2 separate regions of the Homo sapiens genome follow, and region 1 is linked to region 2. Evidence: chromatin loops called from intact Hi-C (ENCODE). Cell type or tissue: OCI-LY7. All regions are shown on one strand. Links, peaks and the distances in the headings refer to the core of each region. The heading gives the core; the rest is flanking DNA.

Region 1 (10,703 bases), core at 1,507-9,506, 1.2 Mb after region 2:
GGAGATCGAGACCATCCTGGCTAACTCGGTGAAATCCCATCTCTACTAAAAATACAAAAAATTAGTCGGGCATGGTGGCGGGCACCTGTAATCCCAGCTACGGGAGGCTGAGACAGGAGAATGGCATGAACCTGGTAGGTGGAGCTTGCGGTGAGCCGAGATCGTGCCACTGCACTCCAGCCTGGGCGACAGAGCGAGACTCCGTCTCAAAAAAAAAAAAAATGAAAATTAGGCCAGGTGCGGTGGCTTACGCCTGTAATCCCAGCACTTTGGGAGGCCGAGGCGGGTGGATCACGAGGTCCAGAGTTCAAAAACAGCCTGGCCAAGACGGTGAAACCAGGTCTCTACTAAAAATACAAAAATTAGCTGGGCATGGTGGCAGGCACCTGTAATCCCAGCTACTTGGGAGGCTGAGGCAGCGAATTGCGTGAACCTGGGAGTCAGAGGTTGCAGTGAGCTAAGATTGTGCCATTGCACTCCAGCCTGGGTGACAGAGTGAGATTCTATCTTAAAAAAAAAAAAAGGGCAATATCAAAAAAAAAAAAAGAAAAGAAAATTAATAGTTCACGGTACCTGGAAATGAGGTGGTCCACGCTGTGCTCGCATCGGCTCTCCCCCAGAGTTTTCAAAGGCAAGTCAGTGGCCTCGTGTCCAGGTAGGACAGGTATAGATGGGGCATGGCCTCGTGTCCAGGTAGGACAGGTATAGATGGGGCATGGCCTTGTGTCCAGGTAGGATGGGTGCAGATGGGGAACGGCTGTGAAGTGGAATGATTCTGTCAATGTTTAGGACTCTCTGTGAAAGACAAAAAACCCAATTTTCTTATTTCTTTTTATTTTAATTTATTTATTTTGAGACAGAGTCTCTCTCTGTCACCCAGGCCGGAGTGCAGTGGAGTAATCTCGGCTCACTGCAACCTCCGCCTCCCGGGTTCAAGTGATTCTCCTGCCTCAACCACCCAAGTAGCTGGGATTACAGGCATGCACCACCACATCCAGCTAATTTTTGTATTTTTAGTAGAGACGGGGTTTCACCATGTTGGCTAGGCTGGTCTGGAACTCCTGACCTCAGGTGATCCTCAGCCTCAGCCTCCCATAGTGCTGTAATTACAGGCATGAGCCACTACACCCAGCCTAAACCACAGATTTTTACAATTTATCTGTGATAGCTTTTTCCTAAATGAGACTTTCATCTCTCCCTTTTGTGAAAATGAAATAATGAAGCTTAAACTATTTAAAATAAGAATGTTATTCCTACATTTGGGCTTTACTTTTCTTTCTTGAGAAAGAAATATATAAAATCATAGGACTTTCAAACTTTATTCTACACACCTCTGACTGCCTCATTTTACTAAAGGAGGGATTCGGCTCCAGTAGCCTCCAGGGCCACGTAGTGAATAGAACTGACCCAGGTGCCACGTCTCCATCTCTCCCCTGGTCCATGGCGAGACCGTGGTGTGCTCAGATTAGTGTTACAGCAGCCAACCCCGTGTGCTCTAAACAGGAGAATATGGTAAAAGGACAGAAATTCCAGCTAGACAGCAAGTTAGAAAAACACACCCTCTTTCTTCATGAATTTTCTCAGTTCACATGCTCTTAACAGGGCTTATTTAAAATTACACATCCACATTCACATTTCAGAGTCTAAGAAATAGAGCCTGGAATTTACAGATTTCCTTTATCGTTTTTTATAAATGGCTGCGCCCGCTAAGGAGGGCAGGTCTGTCTTCTTCAGCCTTGTTGCGTCAGTCTCTCCCCTGTCCGGGGCCTGACTATATTGAATGCTCCATGCTCAGTGCTACCCAGCATCACAGACTGCCTTCCACATTTTGCACGATATCTCATTTGATGTTGAAGACAGCCTTCAGAAGAAAGCAATATTATCCCCACTTGGAGACAAAAAGTGGAGAAATTAAGAAATTATAGGAAACCCTCCACACCCTCCTTTTTTAGAAAATGTTTGCTGCTCAAGAAAATATACCAAAAAGTTATTTTTCTGTTTTCATCTTTTCTGACATTGTGAATGTCAAATTTGAACCATAACCAGCATAAAACATAGGATGCAACCGACTTTCCCACTGGATTAGTAAAATCGTTGTTTTATAACTGTCTAAATTATTTGTGTTTAAATTATCCCTGTTTGGGAACTTCTTTGAGAAAGATTGTGAATTAAATAATTCTTACGTTATTTAGGGATAAAACCTTTACTATTGCTTAAAGAGTACATTAGGCCTTTAGAAATCTTATTTCCACAATGTCAGAAACAGTGGCATCTGAGCTTTCTTATTTGGCGAAGAAGAACATTGGAAAAGAATACAAGAGCCATTGTTTCACTTTGGGAAGTTGGTGGCGTGTTAGGACTTCGTGGAACTCCCTGAACTGTTGAAGAATCCACCTCACACCTCTGTGGCGTTCTGCCCTAGAGGGACCGGCTGGAGGCTCCTGTGTTTCCTGCCTGCCGGCCCCCACCCCAACCATCCACCCTTCCATATCCCACCCAGCCAGAGGCTATCTCCATGTCTCCACAAACGCCAGGTTCTTACCTTGTAGCTGGGATATTTCAGCCACCTAGAGGGCCCCAGATTTATGTGGGAATAAGAATAGAGTTGCAATTCCCCTTTGCTCTCTTTCTTTTCTTTTCTTTTTTCTCTTCTTTTTCTAGGCAGAGTCTTGTTCTGTTACCCAGACTGGAGTGCAGTGGTGTGATCATAGCTCGCTGCAGCCTCAGCCTCCTGGGACTCAAATGATCCTCCCGCTTCAGCCTCCCAAGTAGCTGGGGACTACCTGCACACACCACCATGCTCAGCTGATTTATTATTTCTATTTTTTTGTAAAGACAGAGTTTTGCTCTGTGGCCCAGGCTGGTCTCCACCTCCTAGCCTCAAGCGATCCTCCCACCTCAGCCTCCCAAGGTGCTGGGATTACAGGTGTGAGCCACCACACCTGGCCCTGCTTTTCAGATGTTTGATTTATCTCCCACTTAAAAGACACTTTAGTTTGTTCACGTCTCCAGTTTGTGAACCAGCCAAGACCAAGATCTAATATAAGTACTTATGTGTGCTGTTCAGCCCTATCTGAGATCTATGGGGTGCCTGTAATTCTCTAAAATGAAGGGAAAATTCTGAAAAAGAGAGAGAAAACACACCTTATTTAATATTAGGGGCACATGGTTGTCATGTCTCCTGTTTGACCCAGCCCTGACTGCTCTGAGCCTGAAGTCCTTGTTCTCACCAAGCAGGGCTCTCAGGCCAGCATTCCCTGCTGGAACAGTGTGGGCTATGGAAGAGGAGGCACCGTTTCCCCGGGTGTCCTGGCAGGCACCTGTCACGGTGGCCCAGGGCCAGGCGTTGGGTGAGCAGGCCAGTGTCATGCCTCTCCCTGGGTTCACACAGCCCAGGCCAACCCGCTGCCCAGGCTCCCAGCATCACAGTCCTGCAAACAGCACTTCGGCTTGGCAGTTGTTAGAAGCACTGACAGTTGTTTGAATTGCACCGGCAGGAATTTATGTCCTGCGTAGGCCCAGACGTCGGCTCCTCGACCCTCTCAGAGCCTGGTGGTCTGCGGTGAGCCGGAGGGCTGTGAGCTCACAGGAGGAAGGAACACATTTGGGAAGATCTCCCTCCGTCCTCAGCGTGGTGGACACCAATGAGGAAATCTAAAGGGACAGGAAGAACACACTCAAGTTTTAGTGCATGTTATTTTCGAGTTATTTATCATGTGCTCCGTAGGCTGGAGCCAAGGGCTGGCTCCAAGTGCCAGGTGGGCTCCATGGAAGCACAGTTTCTTCCAGATTATTCTGGTTACTCTGTAGTCTTCAGAAGTCCCCAATGGTAACCCTGCCAGCACATGTAGAAGCAAAATTTCAGGGTTTTGGAATGGAGGAATTCTTTGGAGGCCATCCCATGGTGGGAAAAACCTTTTAAGAAAGCCAGAATCCTATGCCTTTCCTAAAACGGTGTGGCAAAAATGTGTCCAGTCAGCTAATGTTCTACCGCAGTGAAACAAGCTACGCACAGGCAGGCGAGGGCTGCAGTCATGTCTCTCTGCCCACTAACATCCAGTGTGACCTCAGCCAATGGAATTCTTGACCCGGATGTACCCACATTCCTTGTCCGTCACAATGGGAATAACAATTCCCAGTGTCTTAGGGGTCGCCGTGCAGATCAGCAGAGTATAAGATGGACGAGGAGGTGATCTCAGATGCCACAGCTTGTGTTTTTCTAAGTCAGTTTTAGATGCCACAAAGCAACCACCAGGGAAACCGTCCGATGACATAGGTGCTGGTGTCCTTGCCCCAGACTTTTGGGAGCTTCTTTTTGAGAAGGTCTTCAAAGACCGGAGCTCATGACTTTTAATGAACTCAACTCAGGAAGATGAATTTGATCTTTTAAAAATTCATCATTTAGATCCAATCTGATTAACAAGATGGATGGTCAAGAGGAGTAGCTGCTGGCCTGGGTCGAAGGTGAAGTGAGAGAAGCTGGTTCTGAGGCCAGTTTGCAGGGAGAATATCAGTGAGATGAGTGTCTGGCCCCACAAGATGATGAACTAGAATGACTTCTCATTTGGGTATTAAAGTGCTGGCATGTTTACTTTTTGAAAGTCTCATTTATTGATTTGAGCTTTGAAAGCTCAAATACAGCATGCAAATACCAATTTCTTTTAATGATTTTATTTTGTGAGATTATTTTATTAGAATAAAACTGACTCATTCAAAATAATAGGAGAAAAGATGAATCATAGTCATTACATAGTATGAAATGGTGTGGATTAAAACTCTTGAAGGAATTTAGACTTCGTGTCCAAGCCCATGAACTAGCTCTTGTAGCATGCAGGGTGTTGTTAAACATTCGAGAATTACAGGAGTTAGGACTAAATGAGACCTTGACCCAAAGGGATCTGCATGAGATTGATAAGGCAGCCTTATCCCAGTTCTAGAGATTGAGCACTTGAGATCTTATCTGCTGCCACTTAGCAGAAAGAGGAAAACAGAAATGAAGGGGGGAGAAGGAAGAGATTGAGGAAGGGGACAGATCCAGAGTTTGAAGCTCCTTCCTCCTTTGGGGGTCTCCTTTCTTCACGGCTTTACTTTCCATTATTTGACTGAGTGAATAGACAAGTATAGGTGTAATTGTGTACACATATGTAGATGTCACTGGATTCTTAAATACAACAAAATTTGTTTTCTTATTAACTTAACAAAACATTTATCATAGGATATATGTCATCCCATCTCCAAAACAAATATTTAAGGGGAATTGGGAAGCTTGCAAGAAGGGCCCTTAGAGATCATCTGGTCCAGTTCCTGATGTGACAGATACGAGAGGGAGAACCGAGATACCCAAAGGGAGTTAGTGGACAAATTGGGACCAGAGCTGATGTGCTGCTTAAAAATACACTGTTGTCCAGACGTGGTGTCTCATGCCTGTAATCCCAACACTTTGGGAGGCTGAGGCAGGGGGATCGCTAGAAGCCAGGAGTTCAAAGCCAGCCTAGGCAACAGAGCAAGACCCTGTCTCTACCAAATAAAAGTTCTAAAAATTAGCCAGGCATAGTGATGCACACCTGTCATCCTAGCTACTCTGGAGGCTGAGGTGGGAGAGTCACTTGAGCCCAGGAATTCGAGGCTGCAGTGAGCCATGATTATGCTGCTGCACTCCAGCCTTGGTGAAAAAGTAAGACCCTGTCTCTAAAACAAATTTATAAAAATAAAAAATACAACATTTATGGATTATGCATTAGTGATGTTGAGAAGACCTGGCCCATCAGGTCCAGCACAGAGGGAAAGGGATCTAGTTATTTGGTTTTTTCCCTACTCTTTAAATTGTTTGAACAGCAGCTCAGATGAGTTTAATGATCATCACCTTTTTTGTTTTACCTTTTATCTTTCCCATGTTTGTTCGTTCAATGCAAATGCCTAAGATTTCTTCATTCATGACAATACAGTTAGCTGAAACAGCCTCATGTTTGTGAAAAATAACCATTCAAGATTCCAATATTCAAGCAGATTCCTAGTGATGCCATTGTTGAACTAAAGTGGGTTAGGTAACAACCTCAGTTAATTAGATACCTTTTTTGTATATGTCTTTCCTGTGAGGAAAGTTGAAGTGATAATTTTTTTAAAACGGGTTGGTAGAAAATAGTTTCTGTTTAAAGAAGACAGATTAGAAAGACCAAATTCATTTATAGGAAAAGAACAGGGCTTAGAATATCTGAAGAGAAACAGTCATAAACATCAAATTTTACCTCTAATTGAAAGGGATGATATTAAGAGACTGTTAGTACCTCATGGCTTTATGTTTTTAAGCCACGTCTGCATTCTCTTCTGCAAGTAGGAGCTACGATACAGCTTTAGTCCTTTCATGTTATTTCACCAACTGACCAGAAGGCGTCGCTAGAAGGCATTTTTTTTTTCCTCTGAGAACGGTTCTCTTGCTCTCAGCCCAAGGGCAAGGAAAAACATTCCTTGGCTGGGATAATGGTGCATCTTTTATCTAGCAAGTCAGATTTCAGCTCTGTGTTTCAATCAACTGTAAAATCTTCGGGGCCGTCTTAGAAAAGGGACTCTATTATTTTTCCAGACATGCTATCTTCAGAATAAATAAAATTCAAAATGTTACAATGAGGTGGTCGTGGTCGTGTCTTGGCCCAAGCCGCCTCACTTACCTAGATTATGGTTCTATCACAAGGAAGAGTTTGGTGCTGAACTCTTTGTGGCTGGCATGTTTTCCTCCTAGATTGGCATTGTTGAAGAAAAGCGGGGAGGAAGATTGGAGAAACAGACTCAGCAGGAGGCAGGAGGGCAGCAAGGCACCAGCCAGCAGCCTGCAGGGCAGTCCCTCGTCAGGAAGGTAACATTCCCTGTGTTAGGAAAAGCCTTCAGACTAACATCACTCTTGGAAGTGCATCACTCTTGGAAGTGCTTGGAAGACAAGCATGTGCCACCTAATTCCTACTCTGTGAAGCATTTGTGCATTTTTGCCCTTAGGGTAAACACTGAGAACCTGTCACAGAGCAGCTAAAATTGGGCAGAAGGCTGTGCCTGGAGATGTTTCAGAATTGGGATCAGCAACACACACACACTGTGTCAGCAAGCAAGTGCCTGAATTTTAAAGTGTGGACTTCTTCTTCAGTTTAAAAACCTTCTAAATGAAGTCTGGCTTTAGTGTGTTATTAAAGCCTTTATAATGAAAAAAATTGAATTCACCACTAATATCTTTAAGTTCCATGTAAAATACGGACTTGTGTTTCCTATGCAGAGATTTTAAACCTAAGTATAAAAAATAAGCACATAATTGTGATTTACGAGTATTTAGTTCATCATTTAAGCGTGTTTCATGAGTAGCTATGCCTTTTATTGAGAATGTACAGTAATGTATGTTATAAGTTGAAACAAAATTAGGTAATGCATGGTGATCAATACTACCAAGCATTTATATGCGAAAATATTGATGAATTGTTAAATCACAGATGTGATGATGACCAGCTTTTGACCAGATAGTGCACACTTTCAAAACCGATGGTGACTTACTTGCTGACTGGCCCTACAATTGCAAATGCACCTTCTGGCTGGAGGCGAAATGATGCACCGGTGATGCACTCCCAGGTCACTTTCTAGGATCAGAAGTCTTCAAGTAGAAAAGAAAAAGAATGCTTTCAACCAGATGATCCCCAGGCCCCTTCTAGCTCTACAATAAGTTAAGCATCTGTGAAAGGGAGAGATGATGAGTGTGACTTTCATGCATTAAGAAACGTACATAAAAATGAGATGTGCACATAGAAGTGTGAGTCAGGAGTTCTGACACTATTTCCTCTGATACTTCTGTGTCTTCTTAGATTACACTGGAATGGCAATTTGAATTCTCTTCTTTGAGACATACATGGTGTTAAAGATAACATAACTAAAGACATTTAACCCTCAGCCATTTGTAAAGTTCTCAAATATAACTAGATATTTAGAAAGTATACCCATGCGCATATTTTTCACACACCGTGTGAAATTCAGATTTCAAAAATGAGATCCTGAAGTGAAAGAAAATCCATCTGTCAAATAATGTATCCCTGCTACCCACAAACTTTATTTAAAAGAATCTTGAAATCATTGCTTCAAAAACGACTTTAACACATTCCTCATTAGCAAACCTGCCAACTACTATGTCCTGGCACCAAGCAGCGCCTGGCCCCTTCTCCATCACTTTGGAAGGTGCAGAGACTCCCTGGCCCATCAGGAACTGGGAGTCCCAGAGAGCCAGTGGAAATTTAAATGAAGCCAAAAAGCACGAAGCAAAAGAGGTTCCTGGTGAATAGTGAAATGGGTGCACTGCCCCCTTAGAAGAATGGAGGATCACCTTAGGTGTGGAAGCCAGAAGGCTTTGAGTGGAGGATGAGATCCGAACCACCTGAATGCTGGCTAAGGTTTTTAGAAGGCAAGAGAGGCCAGTTGACTGCAGTTGCCCTTGGGGTTGATAATCCAGTGACCTGAAGCCCCGGGACTTGCAAGCAGGCTAGGGCTGGAATGGGAAATGCTGCCTCTGGGCGCGTGGAGGCTGCTGTTTCTGCAGACGGTGAACTCTCCCACTCTTCTCAGTGGCCTGCTTCCCTTTGGCTGGAGACAATAAGCTCTTTGAAGCTAAAATAAGCGGATCTATTTTAGGCCTTTGTAGCCCACACTGGGCAATCTCAGGTTCTGTTGAGGTCAGGTGTTTCTCAGACGGCCTCTGACGACCCCTCGGTTCGTTCCTTCCCGAGGGCTGGCACTGTTTTCAGTCACCCGCCGGCTGTGCTCAGATGTGGTGGGTGAGGCGCCTTAAACCTGGTCTGTCTTGAGGGATTCCCCCAGTAGCTGAGGAGGCTTGACATGCCCACTGCTTGCGGGGTGTCTGAATGCTGCCTTGGAGAAGGACAGACAGTCATGACACGTGGGGCCTGAACAGGGGCACTTGCTGCACGGAGTAGCTCTAGCCTTGCTGACGGAGAGGTACCCAGGAGAGCAGGTGCCGGAACCTTCCATCTTTAGCACCAAAGGCAGAAAGGAGCCGGCGTTATGGTCAGCTCATCACGCCCTTCACGGTTCCTACGTTCCTTTTGTGTGCTGAGAGGCTGCTGCCGTGAGTGTGCAGTCTGTGGAAATGTGGAAGGGGCAGGAAAGAGAGGGGACTCTAGAAGTTCCTTCCATTGCTCCTGTGAAAACACGTGCAACATGGAAGTCAGCACCGTCCTGTAAAAATAGAATGTGTGCCACACAGGTCATTTTGAAATTTTCTTGGAGTCACATTTAAAAATATATTAAAGGGTGCCTTGAAAAATCTATAACTGTTTTGTCTCTGTCAAGGCATTGGTCCCAAAAGAAAACATATTTGAGGTGCTCTAGCCAGCATCTCATTTTTGTTTTCTGTTTTTTGTTTTTTTTTTTGAGGCGGAATCTCGCTCTGTCTCCCAGGCTGGAGTGCAGTGGCGCGGCCTTGGCTCACTGCAGCCTCCGCCTCCCTGGTTCAAGCAATTCTCCTGCCTCAGCCTGCTGAGTACCTGGGACTACAGGGGCCCGCCACCATGCTCGGCTATTTTTTTTTTATTTTTAGTAGAGACGGGGTTTCACCGTGCTGACCAGGATGGTCTCAATATCCTGACCTCATGACCCACCTGCCTCGACCTCCCAAGGTGCTGGGATTACAGGCATGAGCCACTGTGCCTGGCCCATTTTGGGTCTTTTATATTAAGATTTATATTGGGGCTGGGTGTAGTGGCTCATGCCTGTAATCCCAGTACTGTGGGGAGCCAAGGTGGGAGGACTGCTTGAGCCCAGGAGTTTGAGACTAGCTTGGTCAACATGGTGAAACCCGGTCTGTACCAAAAAATACAAAAATTTGCCAGGTGTGGTGGTGCATGCCTATAATCCCAGCTACTCGGGAGGCTGAAGTGGGAGGATTGCTTGAGGTCGAGGCTGCAGTGAGCCATGATCACATCAGTGTACTCCAGCCTGGGCAACAAAGCAAGAAGGAAAGAAAGAAAGAAAGGGGAAGGGAGGGAAGGGAAGGGAAGGCCAGAGTAACTCATTTTAACAGAGAGAGAAAAATGAAATGAAGCAAAGTCTCAAAGAAGTGGTTTGGCAGGATTCTCTGTTACAACTAACTTTCGGTTTTGTATTTATTTTCACCAAATAGTTATTTTCAATTCCAACCCCATTTCGGCTTAGTTGGCATTAAGACATACACGGTGACCCCGCAACTTTTGTGAAGATAGTTTTCCAGCGAATCAGACCTTTTCGAAGAAGAAAAAACTCTTCATAGACTTGGCCATTAAAACCCTGTGTCTGTTTCTGAGTTCCAGAGGGAACTGGATATCCCACTGTGCTTCAGCAGCTGTGAGGTCAGTGTCCATGACAGCCCCAGAACAAGTCCCTGAAATTTTAAGAAAGGTGAATCTGCACATTTATATTCTCAGTGTCTGCTGCCATTGAAATTCCAGATCATAATTCAGGAGAATGAAGTCACTTTAAAGTGCGAGGATGGGAGGGAGAGAAAGGCTGAGGGAATGCTCTCTAAACTCCAGATGATCATTCTGCGGTCAGGGAATGAGTTGGCCTGAGGTTCACATCACCCTATTGTGTGAGCACGTGCATGCTGCTGTTTGAACCCAGGCACAAAATACTTGAAGGTGATTGCGATGCCCTGACCAGGCTCTTCTCTTCCAGTACTCTGCCATGTT
Region 2 (10,703 bases), core at 1,616-9,615:
GCAAAGCAAGAGGGTTTAAGGTGAAAAGAGAAGATTTATCAGAGCGGGGCCGGGCAGGGACATGGGGGAGGGAGAGACAAAACAATGATTTTTCTAACAGAATGTTAATTTACTCATTGCAATTTCAGTTCTCTTTTCAAGAGAGTCCTCCCTTGAATGCTAATGCTAAAGTAAATCCACACAAGCGCGGTAAATATACCTGAGTCAGCTTTGTGCAGTAATTAAATGAGTTAATTTATAGAAGATTGTCAGTTACAGAGAGAGGAACCATGACTTTCATTGACAGTTTTAACATTTAACAGAAAATATCATCTTCTTTAAAGTATCTTCATTACATGATTAAAAAATAGTTTAAGGGCACGGGCTCAGCTCTCCACTCCGGACAAAGGCTGTGTCTGGTCTGGAGATAAGAAAAGCACCAGGGAGGGTGCACGAAGGAACCACCCAGGATCAGGATTACCCACGCGAAGTGTAATTCTGGCCACCATCGAGAGGACACCTGTGTTAGAGTCAGGCTTACCCAAAGCAGATTAGAAATGGCACTATCATCCGCAACTCCTCCTTCTTCCTACAGGTTAAAACAAACAGGGAACATGGCAGAGTATTGGAAGAGAAGAGCCTGGTCAGGGCATCGCAATCACCTTCAAGTATTTCATGCCTGGGTTCAAACAGCAGCATGCACGTGCTCACACAATAGGGTGATGTGAACCTCAGGCCAACTCATTCCGTGACCGCAGAATGATCATCTGGAGTTTAGAGAGCATTCCCTCAGCCTTTCTCTCCCTCCCATCCTCGCACTTTAAAGTGACTTCATTCTCCTGCACTATGATCTGGAATTTCAATGGCAGCAGACACTGAGCATATAAATGTGCCAGATTCACCTTTCTTGAAATTTCGGGCACTTGTTCTGGGGCTGTCATAGATCTGAGCTGGATACACTGACCTCACAGCTGCAGAAGCACAGTGGGATATCCAGTTCCCTCTGGAACTCAGAAACAGACACAGGGTTTTAATGGCCAAGTCTATAAAGGGTTTTCACTTCTTGGAAAATGTCTGATTCGCTGGATGACTATCTTCACAAAAGACGTGGGAGCCACCGTGTGTGCCTTAACGTCGAATAAACCGAAATAGGGATGGAATTGAAAATAACTATTTGGTGAAAATAAATACATAACTGAAAGTTAGTTGTAACAGAGACTGCTGCCAAACCACTTCTTTGAGACTTTGCTTCGTTTGATTTCTCTCTGGTGGAATGAGTTACTCTGGAGGAAAGTGTACACAAGCCATGCTCAAGTGCACATAAACCACACCGTGCAGACCAGACCAAATCCACAAAACAGACAGCTTTACCGTCTTTAGACCAAGTATATATGCTACGAGACTCACACATGTTTAAGTCAGGTTAGCCTGGCCTAGACTATACCAAGAACAGGTGAAAGATAATAAGGGCAGCAAGGAAGAGAAAGAAAGAGAAAGAGGGGGAGAGAGAAAGGGAGAAGGAGGGGGAGGGAGAGAGAGAGAGAGAGAGAGAGAGAGAGAGAGAGAGAGAGAGAGAGAGAATACCCAAACAGTTTTTCACAGGAAATGACAGAACTAGCTAGGTAAACAATTAGTGCTCTTAAGCTCTTGATCATCAATCCTCATTTTGGGGGGAGGGTGTGTAAAATGGGGAAAGAAGGAACTGCTGGTAAGTTTCCTATTCCCTGAGATGTGCTTGATCTTTTAGTATAGAAATGAAAACTCCAGGCTGGGCATGGTGGCTCATGCCTGTAATTCCAGCACTTTGGGAGGCCGAGGCAGGTGGATCACCTGAGGTTGGGAGTTTGAGACCAGCCTGACCTACGTGGAGAAACCCCGTCTCTACTAAAAATACAAAAAATTAGCTGGGCATGGTGGCACATGCCTGTAATCGCAGCTACTCGGGAGGCTGAGGCAGGAGAATCACTTGAACCCAGGAGGCGGAGGTTGCGGTGAGCCGAGATTGTGCCATTGCACTCCAGCCTGGGCAACGAGAATGAAACTTTGTCTCAAAAAAAAAAGGAATGAAAACTCCAGCTTAATATCTATTCACAGGCCCAAAATTGTTTTTGTTTTTGTTTGAGACAGGGTCTTGCTTTGTCACCCGAGCTGGAGTGCAGTGGCACAAATACTGCTCATTGCAGCCTCAACTTCCCGAGCTCAAGCGATCCTCCTGCATCAGCCTCCCAAGTAGCTGGGATCACAGTCGTGCGCTACCACACCCAGTTAATTTTTGTAAACATGGGGTTTTACCACGTTGCCCAAGCTGGTCTAAAACTCCTGGGCTCAAGTAATCCTCTTGTCTTGGCCTCCCAGTGTTGGGACTACAGGCACGGCCATTGAGCTTGGCTCCAAAGTAAATCTTAACATAATAAAAGACCTAAAATGAGATGCTGGCTGGAGCCCCTCAAATATGTTTTCTTTTGAGACCAATCCATTGACAGAAACAAAACAGTTACAGATTTTTCAAGACATCCTTTATCGTACTTTTTTAATGTGACTCCAAGGAAATTTCAAAATGACCTGTGTGGCACACATTCTATTTTTACAGGATGGTGCTGACTTCTATGTTGCACGTGTTTTCACAGGAGCAATGGAAGGAACTTCTAGAGTCCCCTCTCTTTCCTGCCTCTTCTACATTTCCACAGACTGCACACTCACGGCAGCAGCCTCTCAGCACACAAAAGGAACGTAGGAACCGTGAAGGGCGTGATGAGCTGACCATAACGCCGGCTCCTTTCTGCCTTTGGTGCTAAAGATGGAAGGTTCCGGCACCTGCTCTCCTGGGTACCTCTCCGTCAGCAAGGCTAGAGCTACTCCGTGCAGCAAGCGCCCCTGTTCAGGCCCCACGTGTCATGACTGTCTGTCCTTCTCCAAGGCAGCATTCAGACACCCCGCAAGCAGTGGGCATGTCAAGCCTCCTCAGCTACTGGGGGAATCCCTCAAGACAGACCAGGTTTAAGGCGCCTCACCCACCACATCTGAGCACAGCCGGCGGGTGACTGAAAACAGTGCCAGCCCTCGGGAAGGAACGAACCGAGGGGTCGTCAGAGGCTGTCTGAGAAACACCTGACCTCAACAGAACCTGAGATTGCCCAGTGTGGGCTACAAAGGCCTAAAATAGATCCGCTTATTTTAGCTTCAAAGAGCTTATTGTCTCCAGCCAAAGGGAAGCAGGCCACTGAGAAGAGTGGGAGAGTTCACCGTCTGCAGAAACAGCAGCCTCCACGCGCCCAGAGGCAGCATTTCCCATTCCAGCCCTAGCCTGCTTGCAAGTCCCGGGGCTTCAGGTCACTGGATTATCAACCCCAAGGGCAACTGCAGTCAACTGGCCTCTCTTGCCTTCTAAAAACCTTAGCCAGCGTTCAGGTGGTTCGGATCTCATCCTCCACTCAAAGCCTTCTGGCTTCCACACCTAAGGTGATCCTCCATTCTTCTAAGGGGGCAGTGCACCCATTTCACTATTCACCAGGAACCTCTTTTGCTTCGTGCTTTTTGGCTTCATTTAAATTTCCACTGGCTCTCTGGGACTCCCAGTTCCTGATGGGCCGGGGAGTCTCTGCACCTTCCAAAATGATGGACAAGGGGCCAGGCGCTGCTTGGTGCCAGGACATAGTAGTTGGCAGGTTTGCTAATGAGGAATGTGTTAAAGTCATTTTTGAAGCAATGATTTCAAGATTCTTTTAAATAAAGTTTGCGGGTAGCAGGGATACATAATTTGACAGATGGATTTTCACTTCAGGATCACATTTTTGAAATCTGAATTTCACACGGTGTGTGAAAAATATGCACATGCATATACTTTCTAAATATCTAGTTATATTTGAGAATTTTACAAATGGCCAAGGCTTAAATGTCTTTAGTTAAATCATCTTTAACACCATGTATGTCTCAAAGAAGAGAATTCAAATTGCCATTCCAGTGAAACCTAAGAAGACACAGAAGTATCAGAGGAAATAGTGTCAGAACTCCTGACTCACACTTCTATGTGCACATCTCATTTTTATGTACGTTTCTTAATGCATGAAAGTCACACTCATCATCTCTCCCTTCCACAGATGCTTAACTTATTTTAGAGCTAGAAGGGGCCTGGGGATCATCGGGTTGAAAGCATTCTTTTTCTTTTCTACTTGAAGACTTCTGATCCTAGAAAGTGACCAGGGAGTGTGTCACCGGTGCATCATTTCGCCTCCAGCCAGAAGGTGCATTTGCAATTGTAGGGCCAGCCAGCAAGTAAGTCACCATCAGTTTCAAAAGTGTGCACTACCTGGTCAAAAGCTGGTCATCATCACATCTGTGATTTAACAATTCATCAATACTTTCGCATATGAAATGCTTGCTAGTATTGATCACCATGCATTACCTAATTTTGTTTCAACTTATACATTACTGTACATTCTCAATAAAAGGCATAGCTACTCATGAAACACGCTTAAATGATGAACTAAATACTCATAAACCACAATTATGTCCTTATTTTTTATACTTAGGTTTAAAATCTCTGCATGGGAAACACAAGTCTGTATTTTACATGGAACTTAAAGATATTAGTGGTGAATTCAATTTTTTTCATTATAAAGGCTTTAATAACACATGAAAGCCAGACTTCATTTAAGAAGGTTTTTAAACTGAAGAAAAAGTCCACACTTTAAAATTCAGGCACTTGCTTGCTGACATAGTGTGTGTGTGTTGCTGATCCCAGTTTTAAAACATCTCCAGGCACAGCCTTCTGCCCAATTTTAGCTGCTCTGTGACAGACTCTCAGTGTGTACCCTAAGGGCAAAAATGCACAAATGCTTCACAGAGTAGGAATTAGGTGGCACACGCTTGTCTTTTTGATGCACTTCCAAGAGTGATGTTAGTCGGAAGGCTTTTCCTAACATGGGGAATGTTACCTTCTTGATGAGGGACCGCCCTGCTTCCTGGGTGTGCAGGCTGCTGGCCGGCGCCTTGCCGCCCTCCTGCCTCCTGCTGAGTCTGTTTCTCCAATCTTCCTCCCCGCTTTTCTTCAACAGTGCCAATCTAGGAGGAAAACATGCCCGCCACAAAGAGTTCAGCACCAAACTCTTCCTTGTGATGGAACCATAATCTAGGTAAGAGAGGCGGCTTGGGCCAAGATATGACCACAGCCGCCTCGTTTTAACATTTTGAATTTCATTTATTCGGAAGACAGCATGTCTGGAAAAATAATAAAGTCCCTTTTCTAAGATGGCCCGAAGATTTTACAGTTGATTGAAACACAGAGCTGAAATCTGACTTGCTAGATAAAAGATGCACCATCATTCCAGCCAAGGATGTCTGTTCCTTGGCCTTGGGCTGAAAGCAAGAGAACCGTCCCCAGAGAAAAATGTCTTTTAGCGACGCCTTCTGGTCACTTGTGAAATAACATTAAAGGACTAAAGCTGTGTTACAGAAAATGATGCAGACATGGGCTTAAAAACATAAAGCTGGCCAGGCACGGTGGCTTCCGCCTGTAATCCTAGCACTTTGGGAAGCTGAGGCAGGTGGATCACGAGGTCAGGAGTTCGAGACCAGCCTGGCCAATACGGTGAAACCCCATCTCTACTAAAAATACAAAAATTAGCCAGCGGGAGGCTGAGGCACAAGAATCGCTTGAACCTGGGAGGCAGAGGTTGCAGTGAGCCGAGATTGTGCCACTGCACTCCAGCCTGGGTGACACAGTGAGACTCTGTCTCAAAAAACAAACAAACAAACAAAAACATAAAGCCATGAAGCACTTACAGTCTCTTAATATCATCCCTTTCAATTAGAGGTAAAATTTGATGTTTATGACTGTTTCTCCTCAGGTGTTCTAAGCCCTATTCTTTTCCTACAAATGAATTTGATCATTCTTATCCATCTTCTTTAGACAGAAACTATTTTCTATAAACCCATTTTTTAAAATTATCACTTCAACTTTCCTCAGGGGAAGGATATACACAAAAAAAGAATCTAATTAACTGATATTGTTAACTAACCTACTTTAGCTCAATGATGATGTGACTTGATAGGCAGTGCTTGAATACTGGAATCCTGAAAGGTTATTTTTCACAAACTTGAGGCTATTTCAGCTAACTGTATTGCATGAATGAAGAAATCTTAGGTATTTACGCTGGACAAACAAACATGGGAAAGATAAAAGGTAAAAAAAAAAAAAAAAGGTGGTGATCACTAAACTCATTTGAGCCGATGCTCAAACAATTTAAAGAGTAGGGAAAAGCCAAATAATTAGATCCTTTTCCCTCTGTGCTGGACCTGATGGGCCAGGTCTTATTGATATCACTAATGCATAATCCACAAATGGTATAAATATTTTTATCCATAAATATTAAATCCATAAATATTAAATCCATAAATATTTTTATCCATAAATATTAAATCCATAAATATTTTTTATTGTTATAAATTTGTTTTAGAGACAAGGTCTTCCTTTGTCACCAGGTCTGGAGTGCAGCGGCACAATCACGGTTCACTGCAGCCTCGAATTCCTGGGCTCAAGCGACAATCCTGCCTCGGCCTCCAGAGTAGCTAGGATGACAGGTGTGCATCACTGCGCCTGGTTAATTTTTAAAATTTTTATTTTGTAGAGACGAGGTCTTGCTATGCTGCTCAGGCTGGTTTTGAACTCCCGGGCTCAAGCAATTCTTCCATGTCAGCCTCCAGAGTAGCTAGGACTACACTTGTGCACCACTACACTAGGCTAATTTTTAAAATTTTTATTTGGTAGAGACAGGTGCTTGCTATGTTGCCCAGGGCAGTTTTGAACTCCTGGCCTCAAGCGATCCCCTGCCTCAGCCTCCCAAAGTGCTGGGATTACAGGCATGAGACAGCGCGCCTAGACAACAGTGTATTTTTAAGCAGAACATCAGCTTTGGTCCCAATTTGGCTACTCCCTTTGGGTATCTCGGTTCTCCCTCCTATATCTGTCACATCAGGAACTGGTCAGATGATCTCTAAGGGTCCTTCTTCCAAGCTTCCCGATTCCCATTAAATATTTGTTTTGGAGATGGGATGAGATATATTCTATGATAAAAGTTTTGTTATGCTAATAAGAAAACAAATTTTGTAGTACTTAAACAAGAATCCGGCGACATCTACGTATGTGTACATAATCACACCTTGTATTTGTCTATTCACTCAGTCAAATAACGGGAAGTAAGCCGTGAAGAAAGGAATCCCCCAAAGGAGGCAGGAGCTTCGAACTCTGGACCTGTCCCCTTCCTCAATCTCTTCCTTCTCCCCCCTTCATTTCTGTTTTCCTCTTTCTGCTAAGTGGCAGCAGATAAGATCTCAAGTGCTCAATCTCTAGAACTGGGGTAAGGCTGCCTTGTCAATCTCATGCAGATCCCTTTGGGTCAAGGTCTCATTTAGTCCTAACTCCTGTAATTCTCGAATGTTTAACAACACCCTGCATGCTACAAGAGCTAGTTCATGGGCTTGGACACGAAGTCGAAATTCCTTCAAGAGCTCTAATCCGCACCATTTCATACTATATAATGACTATGATTCATCTTTTCTCCAATTATTTTGAATGAGTCAGTTTTATCCTAATAAAATAATCTCACAAAATGAAATCATTAAAAGAAATTCATATTTGCATGCTGTATTTGAGCTTTCAAAGCATCAATAAATGAGACTTTCAAAAAGTAAGCATGCCAGCACTTTAATACCCAAATGAGAAGTCCTTCCAGTTCATGATCTTGTGGAACCAAGCACTCATCTCACTGATATTCTCCCTGTAAACTGGCCTCAGAACCAGCTTCTCTCACTTCACCTTCCACCCAGGCTGGCAGCTACTCCTCCTGAACATCCACCTTGTTAATCAGATTGGATTCAAATGATGAATTTTTAAAAGATCAAATTCATCTTCCTGAGTTGAGTTCATTAAAAGTCATGAGCTCTGGTCTTTGAAGACCTTCTCAAAAAGAAGCTCCCAAAAGTCTGGGGCAAGGACACCAGCACCTATGTCATCGGACGATTTCCCTGGTGGTTGCTTTGTGGCATCTAAAACTGACTTAGAAAAACACAAGCTGTGGCATCTGAGATCACCTCCTCGTCCATCTTATACTCTGCTGATCTGCACGGCGACCCCTAAGACACTGGGAATTGTTATTCCCATTCTGACGGACAAGGAACGTGGGTACATCCGGGTCAAGAATTCCATTGACTGAGGTCACACTGGATGTTAGTGGGCAGAGAGACGTGACTGCAGCCCTCGCCTGCCTGTGTGTAGCTTGTTTCACTTCGGTAGAACATTAGCTGACCGGACACATTTTTGCCACACCGTTTTAGGAAAGGCATAGGATTCTGGCTTTCTTATAAGGTTTTTCCCACCATGGGATGGCCTCCAAAGAATTCCTCCATTCCAAAACCCTGAAATTTTGCTTCTACATGTGCTGGCAGGGTTACCATTGGGGACTTCCGAAGACTACAGAGTAACCAGAATAATCTGGAAGAAACTGTGCTTCCGTGGAGCCCACCTGGCACTTGGAGCCAGCCCTCGGCTCCAGCCTACGGAGCACATGACGAATAACTTGAAAATAACACGCACTAAAACTTGAGTGTGTTCTTCCTGTCCCTTTAGATTTCCTCATTGGTGTCCACCACGCTGAGGAGGGAGGGAGATCTTCCCAAATGTGTCCCTTCCTCCTGTGAGCTCACAGCCCTCCGGCTCACCGCAGACCACCAGGCTCTGAGAGGGTCGAGGAGCCGACGTCTGGGCCTACGCAGGACATAAATTCCTGCCGGTGCAATTCAAACAACTGTCAGCGCTTCTAACAACTGCCAAGCCAAAGTGCTGTTTGCAGGACTGTGATGCTGGGAGCCTGGGCAGTGGCTAGGCCTGGGCTGTGTGAACCCAGAGAGAGGCACGACACTGGCCCGCTCACCCAACGCCTGGCCCAGGGCCACCGTGACAGGTGCCTGCCAGGACACCCGGGGAAACGGTGCCTCCTCTTCCATAGCCCACACTGTTCCAGCAGGGAATGCTGGCCTGAGAACCCTGCTTGTTGAGAACAAGGACATCAGGCTCAGAGCAGTCAGGGCTGGGTCAAACAGGAGACATGACAACCATGTGCCCCTAATATTAAATAAGATGTGTTTTCTCTCTCTTTTTCAGAATTTTCCCTTCATTTTAGAGAATTACAGGCACCCCATAGATCTCTGATAGGGATGAACAGCACACTTAAGTACTTATATTAGATCTTGGTTTTGGCTGGTTCACAAGTTGGAGAAGTGAATGAACTAAAGTGTCTTTTAAATGAGAGACAAATCACACTTTGGAAAAGGAGGGCCAGGCGTGGTGGCTCACACCTGTAATCCCAGCACTTTGGAAGGCTGAGGTGGGAGGATCGCTTGAGGCCAGGAGGTGGGAGACCAGCCTGGGCCGCAGAGCAAGACCCCGTCTCTACAAAAAAATAAAAATAAAAAATAAAAAGCCAGCTGAGCATGGTGGTGTGTGCCTGTAGTCCCAGCTACTTGGGAGGCTGAAGTGGGAGGATCATTTGAGTCCCAGGAGGTGGAGGCTGCAGTGAGCTATGATCGCACCACTGCACTCCAGCCTGGACAACAGTGCCAAGACCCTGTCTAGAAAAATAAAAGAAAAAAAGAAAAAGAAAAAGAAAAGGAGGGAGTAAAGGGGAACTGCCGCTCTATTCTTATTCCTACATAAATCTGGGGCCCTCTAGTGGCTGAAATCTCCCAGCTACAGGGTAAGAACCTGGAGTTTGTGGAGACAGGGAGACAGCCTCTGGCTGGGTGGGATACCGAAGGGTGGATGGTTGGGGCGGGGGCCGGCAGGCGGGAAACACAGGAGCCTCCAGCCGGTCCCTCTAGGGCAGAACACCATAGAGGCGTGAGGTGGATTCTGCAACAGTTCAGGGAGTTCCACTAAGTCCTTACATGCCACCAATTTGCCAAAGTGAAAGGATGGCTCTTTTTTTCTTTTCAATAGTCTTTTTCCCTAAATAAGAAAGCTCAGATGCCACTGTTTCTGACATTGTGGAAATAAGATTTCTAAAGGCCTAACATACTCTTTAAGCAATAGCAAAGGTTTTATCCCTAAATAACATAAGAATTATTTAATTCGCAATGTTTCTCAAAGAAGTTCCCAAACAGGGATAATTTAAACACACATCATTTGGACAGTCAGAAAATAGCAATTTTACTAATCCGGTGGGAAAAGTCGATTGCATCCTAAGTTTTTTGCTGGTTATGGTTCAAATTTGACATTCACAATGTCAGAAAAGATGAAAAAAAATTTTTTTAAGGCTGGGTGTGGTGATCACGTCTGCAATCCCAGCACGTTGGGAGGCCTAGACGGGTGGATCACTGGAGGTCAGGAGTTTGACACCAGCCTGGCCAATATGGTGAAACCTTGTCTCTACTAAAAATACAAAAATTAGCCAGGCATGGTAGTAAGTGCTTGTAATTCCAGCTACTTGGGAGGCTGAGGCAGGAGAATCGCTTGAACCCAGGAGGGGGAGGCTTCAGTGAGCCAAGATCGTGTCACTGCACTCCAGCGTGGGCTACAGAGTGAGACTCTTGTCTCAGAAAATAAACAAATAAATAAATAAATATAAAAATAACTTTTTAATATGTTTCCTTGAGCATCAAACATATTCTAAAAAAGGAGTGTATGGAGGTTTTCCTATAATTTCTTAGTTTCTATGCTTTTTGTCTACAAA

What was found. Peaks named below come from ENCODE experiments on the same cell type or tissue, not always from the same donor. Only the 100,000 strongest peaks of a DNase experiment are listed, where the experiment ranks them.
Region 1: a loop joins it to region 2, with 16 times the contacts of the local background. A loop is called at or near these places in 2 of 110 quality-filtered maps.

What each region holds. Positions count from the first base shown.
Region 1 is chr10:30,664,830-30,675,532 of GRCh38, forward strand. No RefSeq gene overlaps it. Among named protein-coding and RNA genes, the nearest start is that of LYZL2, 40 kb to the left of the region's middle. In OCI-LY7, for the core only: CTCF peaks have their summits at 6,378 (motif pointing right) and 6,580; a DNase peak (open chromatin) is centred at 6,372; H3K4me3 peaks cover 421 bases.
Region 2 is chr10:29,507,822-29,518,524 of GRCh38, forward strand. SVIL (supervillin) reads right to left here. Exons shown (of 38, transcript NM_021738.3): 17 at 4,914-5,040. LOC124902401 (a long non-coding RNA gene) reads left to right here and starts at 5,028. Exons shown (of 2, transcript XR_007062099.1): 1 at 5,028-5,111; 2 at 7,160-9,458. RefSeq lists an enhancer at 8,396-8,896. In OCI-LY7, for the core only: a CTCF peak has its summit at 5,387 (motif pointing left); a DNase peak (open chromatin) is centred at 5,390.